2 separate regions of the Homo sapiens genome follow, and region 1 is linked to region 2. Evidence: chromatin contacts called from ENCODE Hi-C or POLR2A ChIA-PET data. All regions are on one chromosome and are shown on one strand. The core of a region is the stretch at or near the end of the contact, and the rest is flanking DNA. Distances in the headings are between cores, read along the strand shown. Region 1 holds the start of GSTP1 (glutathione S-transferase pi 1). Region 2 holds the start of ANKRD13D (ankyrin repeat domain 13D).

Region 1 (4,917 bases), core at 2,001-4,500, 290 kb before region 2:
CCTCCCACCAACCTGGGCTGCTCAGAGCTACTCAGCTAATCCCCCAGGACAGGGAACTCCTCACATCCCTCCTTCCCAGAATCCCTCATTTCCCTCCATCCTGGAGTCTGTCCATCTGACAGGCACGTGCTGTGCCTAGAAAGCATGTTTCTATGAGACTTTTCTCCTTCTATATACACTGTGTGGTGCTCCAGGACAGTGACCATGGTTATTTCTCTTTGTTTCTCTCTCTCTTTTTTTTTCTTCCTCTTCTAGTTTGTGAGGTTCAGTAAACACAGCCAGGCTGAGGGCTCCAGGAAGCCACTGACTGTGCTGGAGGAGCTGTTTTCTAGTCCTCTGCTCTGCCCTCCCACCGACCTCGAGGCTGAGAACCCCTAAGCCCCGTCCCAGGAAACACAGTGCTCATAGTAGCTCTCTTAGAAATTTTATTGGTCCTGGAGAAAGGAAGGCAAACTCTGCCTCCCGCTCAGAGTCCCCCCAACCCTCACTGTTTCCCGTTGCCATTGATGGGGAGGTTCACGTACTCAGGGGAGGCCAGGAAGGCCTTGAGCTTGGGCCGGGCACTGAGGCGCCCCACATATGCTGAGAGCAGGGGGAACGCATCCAGGCAGCCAGGGGCTAGGACCTCATGGATCAGCAGCAAGTCCAGCAGGTTGTAGTCAGCGAAGGAGATCTGCAGGGCAGGGGGGCCAGGGACTCAGCCAGCGGGAGCAGGCTGGAGGAATTGGGGGCAGAGGGCCTAAGCCCATCCCCTAGGTCTGCTCTGCTTTGCTAAACAAATGGCTCACACCTGTGTCCATCTGGAAGCAGAGGGTGGCGAGGAAGGAACAGCATGGGGCCAGATGCTCACCTGGTCTCCCACAATGAAGGTCTTGCCTCCCTGGTTCTGGGACAGCAGGGTCTCAAAAGGCTTCAGTTGCCCGGGCAGTGCCTTCACATAGTCATCCTTGCCCGCCTCCTGCCAGACACCACCATGTATCATCCTACTCTCATCCCTCCCAGCCCCTGAGACACCCCCGTCTGCCCCAGGCCAGACACCAGAGTCCCAGATTCTCCTCTGCTTGCTCCCCACAACCAGGCTAGTACCAAATCCTGTCCACTTCAGCTGCCAACTCATCTCTATTCCATTCTGCCTGTCCATCCTTGCTGGGTTCTCTCACCAGATGATTGCAAAAGCTTTAGAGCTGGCTTCTCTGGAGGATCCTTCTAGACCTCACATTCAGACACAGCCCTGTTCAGACTTCTCAATGGCCCCCATTGCCCTTAGGAGACTCCAAACCAGTGGGTTCAAGGCCTTCGGGACCTGGGCCTACTGCCCGCCCATCTCTATCTCCTTACCCACCCGACACAAATGCAAGCGTACACACACACACGCACACACATGCACACGCACGCGCACACACGCTGCCTCTGCTGAACTGGTCCCAGGTCCCCAAATGTGCTCTGTGTCTGCATATTTTCCTCAGCTAAAAGTGCCAGCACCTCCATCCAGAAACTGGCGACAAATCCTCCTCCACCTCTGGCTACTCCAGGAAGCCCTCGCCACCCCAGGAGATCAGAAACCACCAGTTGCTGGAGGTCTCTGTCCTTGCACTCGCCCCCATGACCCGTTACTTGGCTGGTTGATGTCCCAGGCAATAAGGGTGCAGGTTGTGTCTTGTCCCAGGCCCCTGGGCCCCTGGCCCAGAGCTGACCCAGCCCCTGCACCCTGACCCAAGAAGGGGTCAGCCCAAGCCACCTGAGGGGTAAGGGGGGTGAGGGCACAAGAAGCCCCTTTCTTTGTTCAGCCCCCAGTGCCCAACCCTGGTGCAGATGCTCACATAGTTGGTGTAGATGAGGGAGATGTATTTGCAGCGGAGGTCCTCCACGCCGTCATTCACCATGTCCACCAGGGCTGCCTCCTGCTGGTCCTTCCCATAGAGCCCTGGGGTTGGGTGGAGGGGAGCAGGCCGCGTGACTGGGCGCCTGATCAACACACAGTCACTGGGGATGGGCCAACCAGGGGGCTGTCTGTGAGCCCCAGCCTGGGAGGAGGGGAAGAGGATGTGCGTGGAAGGATGAGAGACTGCCACACAGCAGGTGCTCAGAGCTCACCTGACACCTGGGAGGCAGCCTGGCACAGGGCAAGGATTGCAGGCACCCAGGCTTGACCTTGGGCAAACTACGTAACCTCAGTGGGTCTCAGTTTCCTCCACTCCAGAGGGCTGCGGGGCAGCTGATTTAAACAAAAGGGCTCCGGGGGCAGAGGCTTGCCCATGCCTGCCCTGGACTTGGAGGTTCAAGACTCACCAAGGGTGCGGCCCAGGTGACGCAGGATGGTATTGGACTGGTACAGGGTGAGGTCTCCGTCCTGGAACTTGGGGAGCTGCCCGTATAGCTGTTGGGGGAGGCATGGCTCAGGGAGGGGCACTGAGCTTGGGCGTCCCCCGATCCTAGTCACAGCCCCCTAAGGCCCAGCACCCCCTCCCCTTGCCCGGGCATGGTCACTTACGCAGGAGGCTTTGAGTGAGCCCTCCTGCCACGTCTCCACGGTCACCACCTCCTCCTTCCAGCTCTGGCCCTGATCTGCCAGCAGCATGCGCAGGGCCGCGCAGCGGCCTGCGGGGAGGGAGAAGTACGAGATGTGGGGACCGGGCCGACTCCGCCTCGCAGCAACCCGGGGAGGGGTCAGGAGTGCAGGGAGGGAACAGGGAAACAGGTTCCTCCGAAGATTTCACACAACACTGGGGCGGGGAGCAGGCATGGCGGGAGAGGCGGGGAACAGGAAGGAGGCCCGGGGTAAAAGCCACACGACGGAGGGATAAGGGGGTTCGGATCTCTCCGGGTGGGCGAGGGGCTGTGGGCTGCAGCCCCAGCCCCTGCCTCCCTTCCCTGCCAGACACATGCTCCTACCTCGAACTGGGAAATAGACCACGGTGTAGGGCGGCACTGCAGCGAACAAAGAAAAGTTTGCTGGAGCCCGGGGGAGGATGCCAAGGCGCGGTGAGCGCAGTCTGCCCCCCCTCCCCGCCCCCGGGGTCCCATCCCTCCCCGAGGCGCTCCGGGCCCCCTGAAAGCCGCTAACGGCACTGGGGACGTCCTGGGTCCCCTAGGCCCCCGTCCCGGGTCTCGAGGTGGGCGAGGAGCCCTGCCGGGAGCCCGGGCCTGATGCTGCGGGTTGGCCCCATGCTGGGAGCTCTGAGCCCCATCCCCGGGGACGCGGGCCGCGCGTACTCACTGGTGGCGAAGACTGCGGCGGCGAAACTCCAGCGAAGGCCTCGCGGCCTCCGAGCCTTATAAGGGTGGTCCCGCCCCGCTCCGCCCCAGTGCTGAGTCACGGCGCCGGCCGCTCTTCTGGAGGGTCCCGCGGACTCCCGCCGGCCCCAGCCCCGGCGGCCGCTGCACCCCGGGCGTCGGCCGCAGAGGGGCGCCCTGGAGTCCCCGGAGTCGCCGCGCAGCTGGCCGGGGAAGCCTTTCCCTCTTTCCCAGGTCCCCAGCGGGGCCTAGGGAGTAAACAGACAGCAGGAAGAGGACCGCAGCGAAGTGTGCGCAGCGAACTGGCGCGCCGGGACATCGCGGGGGGAAATTCCCTAAGACCGCTGCGATCCCGGAGCTTGCACACCCGCTTCACAGGGCAGGGGAGAGGGGTGGAGGCCGCTTAGAGGAAAGGAAATTGCTTTATTTTATTTTATTTTATTTTATTTTTTTATTTTATTTTATTTTATTTTATTTTATTTTATTTTATTTTATTTTATTTTATTTTGTGTTATTTTATTTTATTTTATGACGTAGTCTCACGCTGTGGCCCAGGCTGGAGTGCAGTGGCGCGATCTCGGCGGCTCACTGCAACCTCCGCCTCTCGGGTTCAAGCAATTCTGCTTCAGCCTCCCGAGTAGGTGGAATTATAGGTGCGTGCCACATCTGGCTGATTTTTGTATTTTTAGTAGAGACGGGGTTTCACCATGTTGGCCGGGCTGGTCTCGAACTCCTGACCTTAGGTGATCTGCACGCCTCGGCTTCCCAAAGTGCTGGGATTACAGGCGTGAGCCACCACGCCTGGCCGTCCAACTTTTATTTGAAGTTCTGGGGTACATGTAGAGGATGTGCAGGTTTGTTACATAGGTGTGTGCGCCATGATGGTTTGCTGTACAGATCATCCCATCACCCAGGTATTAAGCCCAGTATCCCTTAGCTATTCTTCCTGGTACTCTCCCTCCCCAGCACCCCGCTCAACAGGCACCAGTGTGTGTTGATCGCCGCCATGTGACCATGTGTTCTCATTGTTCAGCTCCCACTTATAAGTGAGACCATGCGGTCTCGCTGGTTTTCTGTTCCTGTGTGAGTTTGCTGAGGCTAACGGCTTCCAGCTCCACCCATGTCCCTGCAAAGGACATGATCACGTTCCTTTTAGTGGCTGTGCCTTAGGCTATTTTCTTTGGCTTTGCTGCCTACTTTCTGTTGATTTGCAGATCTCCATTTATTCTAGATATTGATCTCTTGTTGGCTTTAGACATGACAGACAGCTTCTCCTATTCCATCAACTGTCAAGTTTGTCCAAGGAGTCTTTCATGAAACAAAACTCGTTAATTTAAGTGTAATCAAATTCAGCAAGGGATTTTTGTGGTGGGGAAGAGGTTGGTGTTTATGTTGTATCTTTAAAACTTCATTTAATGCAGCCATTAAAAAGAACTAGATCATGTCTTTTGTGGGAACATGGATGGAGCTAGAGGCTATTATCCTTAGCAAACTAATGCAGGAACAGAAATCCAAATACTGGATGTTCTCACTTGTAAGTGGGAGCTAAATGATGAGAACTTATAACACAAACAAGGAAACAACAGACACTGTGGTTGACTCCAGGGTGCAGGATGGGAGGAAGGAGAGGAGCAGAAAAGAGAACTATTGGGTACTCGGCATAATACCTGGGTGATGAAATAT
Region 2 (5,073 bases), core at 2,021-4,520:
AACTCTTGCTGGAAGGGTCAGGTTCCTAGGCTACCCACAAAGGATTCTGCCCCCAACACAGCCGCACCAATGACAAGCCAACATTGGTGCAAAGAGCTGCCGTGAACCACAGCCTAAATCTTTGTCTTAATGGGAAAACATATGAGGTCAGAAGTCAAGAAACTGGGGACATCTTGACCTGACCCCTCCCCACAAAGGTGGCCACAGGAGCCCAACCACCCCGGCAGTCTGAGTGAGACACGGGCTGCAGCAACCCACCTGCCCCTGAGCAGCCCCTTGTGAGTGAGCCCAGAGGCCTGAACCAGGATCTTCAAGGATCGCCCTGCCCTCATTAATGGTGGCTCTTGCTATCCGTCCCCATCCCACCCACGGTGTGCCAGGACCCGACCGACCTCTCAAAGGCCACATTACGAGTGTCCAGGTGGGTGGAGACGATAGGAGAGGTGAGGCGACTGGCCACATGCTCCTCGCTGGGCCGCATGGCGGCCAGCAGTGTTTCGGGCTCCTGCAGAGTGAGCCCCAGTGTCTCCACATGCACCACCTGCCGGTCATGGTCCACTTCCATCACCAGGGCTCCTGCCTCTGCCGGCCGGTAGGGGTGGACAGAGGGGGCGCAAATCAGTGCTGGGCGCCAGCAGTGCAGAGAGGGCGATCATGTACCCTCAGCCACCTGCTGCCAAGTGGGTCAGTCTTGGCCCCTGGATGCCCCTCCATCCCCAACCTCAGCTTCCACATCTGGAAAGTGGAGAGAAAAGGCAGCACCGTCCTCCCAAGCCGCAGGAAACCCAAGGGCCGAGGAGCTGCAATGAGTTTGTCCAGAGCTCACCCTGGCCCTTGAAGATGAAGCTCCTCCGGCCCCGCTGCCAGGTCATGTGCTCGAAGCCCAGGAGACTGGTGTCTACTCGCAGGCTCTCACCCCGCTTCCACACGCGGTACACATCGCTTGGGCACATCTTAGACACAAGGGGCACTGCAGGGTGCACAGGGGTCACTGGGGGTCTTTCCAAAGGCCCCACCCCAAATCCCTGGGAGCCCAGAGGTCCCCACTCACCCCAGCTGGTGAACTCCCACTTCATCTCAACGTAGAAATCGGGGGCCTAAGAGAAACCAGAGCTGCTTGTCAGCGCCCTGCCTGCTGCTGGCTCCAGCAGGCCTGGGAGCCCCTTGTCCACAGCCAGCCCAGCCCTTCATCAGGTCTTTTTTTTTTTTTTTTTTTTTTTTGAGACTTGCTCTGTCACCCAGGCTGGAGTGTAGTGGTGCAATCTCGGCTCACTGCAACCTCTGCCTCCCTGGGCTCAGGTGATTCTTCCACCTCAGCCTCCCGAGTAGCTGGGACCACAGGTGTGTGCCACCACTCCCAGCTAATTTTTGTACTTTTTGTAGAGACGGCTTTCACCATGTTGCCCAGGCTGGTCTCCACCTCCTGGGCTCAAGTGATCCGCCCACTTTGGCCTCAGAAAGCGCTGGGATTACAGGAGTAAGCCACAACGCCTGGCCCTTCATCAAGTCTTGACGCACTGCTATGGCTCAGCTACGCCCAACCACTCTGCCCTGGAGAGGGTGGGCCAAGTGGGGCACTACAGTGGTCTTCAGACAATGAGGCTGTAAGCACCTGGAGGTGGAGGGCCAGCCTCAACCTGGCCATGAGCCTGTGCAGAGCCCTGGGGGAGCCTTTGTTTCCACTGGGTCTCAGAGTCCTACTCTGTAAAGGGGGCACAGTGGCTCCCTCCGAGCCTGCTCCTGGGGTAGGGGGTATGAGATAGTATGCTCTGCCAGCCAGGCCCCTCCGTGTGCTTCCAGAAGGGTGCGTAGTAGCAAGTATTCCAGGGTTTCAGGCCATAATCCACCGAGTCAACCTGAAGTCCCTGCTCCAGGTAATCTGCATTCTTCAGGAGGCCCAAAGCTGGCAAGGCTTCTCTTCCAAAGGGTCCAGTCTCTCCCACGTGAGCCTGGCCGTCTCTCTTTCCTACGTGACCCTGGGCTGGGGTCAAGATAGACAGACCTCCTTGCTGGTGGCAGGAGGCACACTGCACAAACTGGGTGCCTTTCCAAGGCCAGGCCTGGCACAGTAACCAGGGTGGTGCCCTGCCATGGTACCCCACCTCCATAACTGTGCCCTGCTGTACCTGGCGAAGTTTGTTGAGCAGTTCCGGAATGCCCGCCAGCCTCTGCGTGGCCCTCTGGTAGTCCCGATACTGGAGCACCAGCTGCACCATCTCGGGGTCTCCAGTGCTGACTGCCTCCTGCAGGACTGCGGGCACCAGGCTGCTGAGGGGAGCCCTCCAGATGACCCCAGGCCTGGCTGCTCACTGCCCCCCGCCTGCCAGCCTCAGGGGGAGCCCCTTGTCCTCTGCAGTACCTGCCCAGCCCTGGCGGTTCTCTTTGCCCACGTTGGCATTGTGTCGAAGGAGCACTCTCACAGACTCCAGGTTTCCCAGAGACACGGCCAGCTCCAGTGGGGTCCGCCCGCGGGGGTCCTCCTGTTCAATGTCGTGCTGGGGGAGACGGGACACTCACAAAGGGCAGGAGAGAAGAGGGCAAGGCAGGGAGGCTGCCAGGGCGAGCAGGGTTGGGAATCGCTGTGGGAAATAAGGACGGCGGACTGACCAGGGAGATGGCAGAGGGTGGCCTGCGTGTCCTGGCAGGGGAGAGGAGGGGGCAGGAGGGAAGGCAGGGGCAGAGCCGGGGTCTGGCGGCGGGGCCTGGTCAGGCAGAGCTGCAGGTTGTCAGGAGTTTGGCGGAACCTGGGGACCAGGACCAGAGTTCTTGTTCTCAGCTTGGGTCAGCAAGGATGCGGAAGCGAGTTCGGGCGAGCAGGGCAAGGCCCAGCGCAGGGGAGAGGAGGCCAGAGGCTCAGGCGCGAGGGGCCGGTGACCTGGGCTTGGGATCGTGCAGGGGAGGAAGGCCCAGGATGTGGCTGCGGAGCTGAGCGGGCGGGGGGGGGGGGGGGGCTCCAGGACGGAGGCCACAGCCTTGGGTGGGGGACCCGGGGGAAGGGCCGGGTGCCCCAGCGGGGCCTCACCTGGTGGCTGTGCAGTGCGGCCTCCAGTTCGCGATGCCGGTTCGCCCAGACGAGCCGGTGCAGCGGGAAGGTGGGGCCCGGGCCGGCCATGCTGGGCCTCAGCGCCGCATCCCGGCCCCGCCTCGGCTTCGGGCCTGGCACGGCCCCCTAGCCTCCCCTCCGAGCCGCGCCCCAGCTGCGCCCCCCGCGGCCCCCGCAGCAGTAGCGGCGGCGGCGGCGGCGGCGGCAGCGCGGGCGGCAGGGAGGGCGGGGCGGGCGGCGGAGCGGGCGGGGCTGCGCCGGGCCGGGGCGGGGCTTCGCGCGCGCCCCCGTCCCCCCGCAACCATGGCAACCGCGGCCAGGCCAGCGCGCGGCAGAGCAACCGCGAGCGCCCGAGGAGATGCCCGGCCTTGGGTCTGCGCCCCGACCTCGGTCGGGCCCGGGTCCGCTGGGGCGGCCTGGAGGGCGGTGCCCGGTTACAGCTCCGCCCGCGGCCCGCAGGAGGCGCCCCGAGCCCTGCGCAGACCCCCGGAGCCGGGTCCGGAAGAGGAAGGCGGGGCCGGAGGGGGCGGGCACTGGGCCCCTCGGTAGTGCACGCGCGTGCGCGGCGGGCCGCGGTCCTGCTGCAGCCGTGATGCCTGCGTTTCCCCCGCGGATCCCCTTGCTCGCCCCGGTCTTCCTACCCCAGGTCCCGCGGTCACCGACTCTGCTGGGGTGTGCGGGTGAAGTGGGGCGCCCCGGCTCCCCTCACCCGGCCTGGAGACGAGCAACGAGCAGACGCCACTAAGTGCTTGCCGGCTGAGCGGGAAGCACCTTCCCCTGGGACCTGGCCGGTGTCTGCAGGCCCAGCGATGCGGGGAGGCGGCCCCCGGGGCCCTGAAGTCAGGGATAGGAGTTCGGGGAGAGAGGGGCGCAGGCCCAGGCAGCGGCAGAGCCGTCCCGGCGGAGGACCGCCCGCGGCGAACGGCTGCCTTCGCCCGCCGCACGAGTCCCTTTTGCAGAGGCTGCGGTTGGCTGCCAGCGTCAGGAGAGGAAGGCGAGTTTCGAAATCAGGGCCGGCCCCTCCACCCACACCGGAACTAGGGTGCAGGCCTCCGTCAGCTCAGTTCCGGCCCTTGATTACTGGAGGCCCAGCCTGGGGTCTGGGGCCCTGGTTTTGCTAGGTGGCCAAGGCTGACCCTCTATTCTCCCTTTCCCTACGTGGAACATGATTGAGGAGGGCCAGCTAGCTTGAGCATCACTTCCTGCTGTAGGGCGTCCTCAGTTCTGAGACTCTGGGCTGGAAGGCCTGATTGCCATTTTTACCCTGCCTTCTCCCTGTAGTCACATGGCGCCTGTGCCATCTGGGGTCACTTTGCCACCCCACGCTATGGTGTCAATCTGTGAGGTCCTGGGGTTGGTAGCAGCCCGAAGGCTTCTGAATGCCCAGAGCTCACCTGCTCACCACTACTGCAGCCCTCCCTGGCCACCCCTTTTCTCAGAGGCGGTCCCTTCCCTGAGCCCTCTCCAAACTCAACCCCGACAGGACTTTCTTGGTTCCAGCCTCTCCTGATTTCTGCCATCTTGAACACAGCTCCCCACTGGCACTTAATTCCATGACAGTGCCTTCTCAACCCTCTTCCACGGCCTCCTCTCTCTCCCTGACCCCCACATCCCTGGGAGAGAGACTGTCCGTTCCCATTGTCACCCTGATGCCACCCCCAGGTCCACATTTCAGCTTACTCCAGGACATCTCTGTGCCCAGGGATCCCATGCTATCCCATCAGTATGTCCGAAGCCAACCCAACCACACCTACCCTCTTCCCCAGACTCCCGCCTCACTCAGCCCCAAGTCCAGCCTGTTTCTGCTGGACCACGTTCTTCCCGTCTGGCCTCTTTTCATCTCTTCCTCTCCCACTGCGGAGGTTTGTCTCCCTGCCTCCTGTCCTTCACCTCCCTCCCCACATCCTGTACTCAGTAACCAGGCAATCACTTTAGAGCCAGCTCTCACCACTCTCAGCCCTGTTCCGCACCTTCAAGGGCTCCCTGAGCATGGCAGGTCTGGACTCCATGTCGTTTGTATCTTCATTCTG

The links. A loop is a pair of places that touch in the nucleus more often than their neighbours do. ChIA-PET counts read pairs that join two places held with the same protein, here RNA polymerase II (POLR2A). Pooled maps may share reads with other maps.
Region 1: a loop to region 2 is called in a pooled map, with 4 times the contacts of the local background. The contact joins the promoter of GSTP1 here to the promoter of ANKRD13D in region 2. A Hi-C loop is called at or near these places in 1 of 37 single-sample maps with no recorded cell type and 3 of 50 pooled maps. POLR2A ChIA-PET finds 5 or more read pairs at or near these places in 2 of 52 experiments (IMR-90 and naive thymus-derived CD4-positive, alpha-beta T cell).

Annotation. Positions count from the first base shown.
Region 1 is chr11:67,582,145-67,587,061 of GRCh38, reverse strand. GSTP1 (glutathione S-transferase pi 1) reads right to left here and starts at 3,250. Exons shown (of 7, transcript NM_000852.4): 1 at 3,218-3,250; 2 at 2,893-2,928; 3 at 2,492-2,598; 4 at 2,290-2,377; 5 at 1,821-1,924; 6 at 851-958; 7 at 409-673. The coding sequence starts at 3,218. The coding sequence ends at 485. RefSeq lists an enhancer at 302-371 and silencers at 2,871-3,020, 3,338-3,480, 3,031-3,650.
Region 2 is chr11:67,287,500-67,292,572 of GRCh38, reverse strand. It overlaps ANKRD13D (ankyrin repeat domain 13D), which reads right to left and starts at 3,270. Exons shown (of 15, transcript NM_207354.3): 1 at 3,023-3,270; 2 at 2,360-2,495; 3 at 2,127-2,251; 4 at 1,052-1,097; 5 at 827-970; 6 at 393-582. The coding sequence starts at 3,112. RefSeq lists enhancers at 1,073-1,995, 1,996-2,920, 4,155-4,364 and silencers at 2,915-3,684, 3,865-3,934.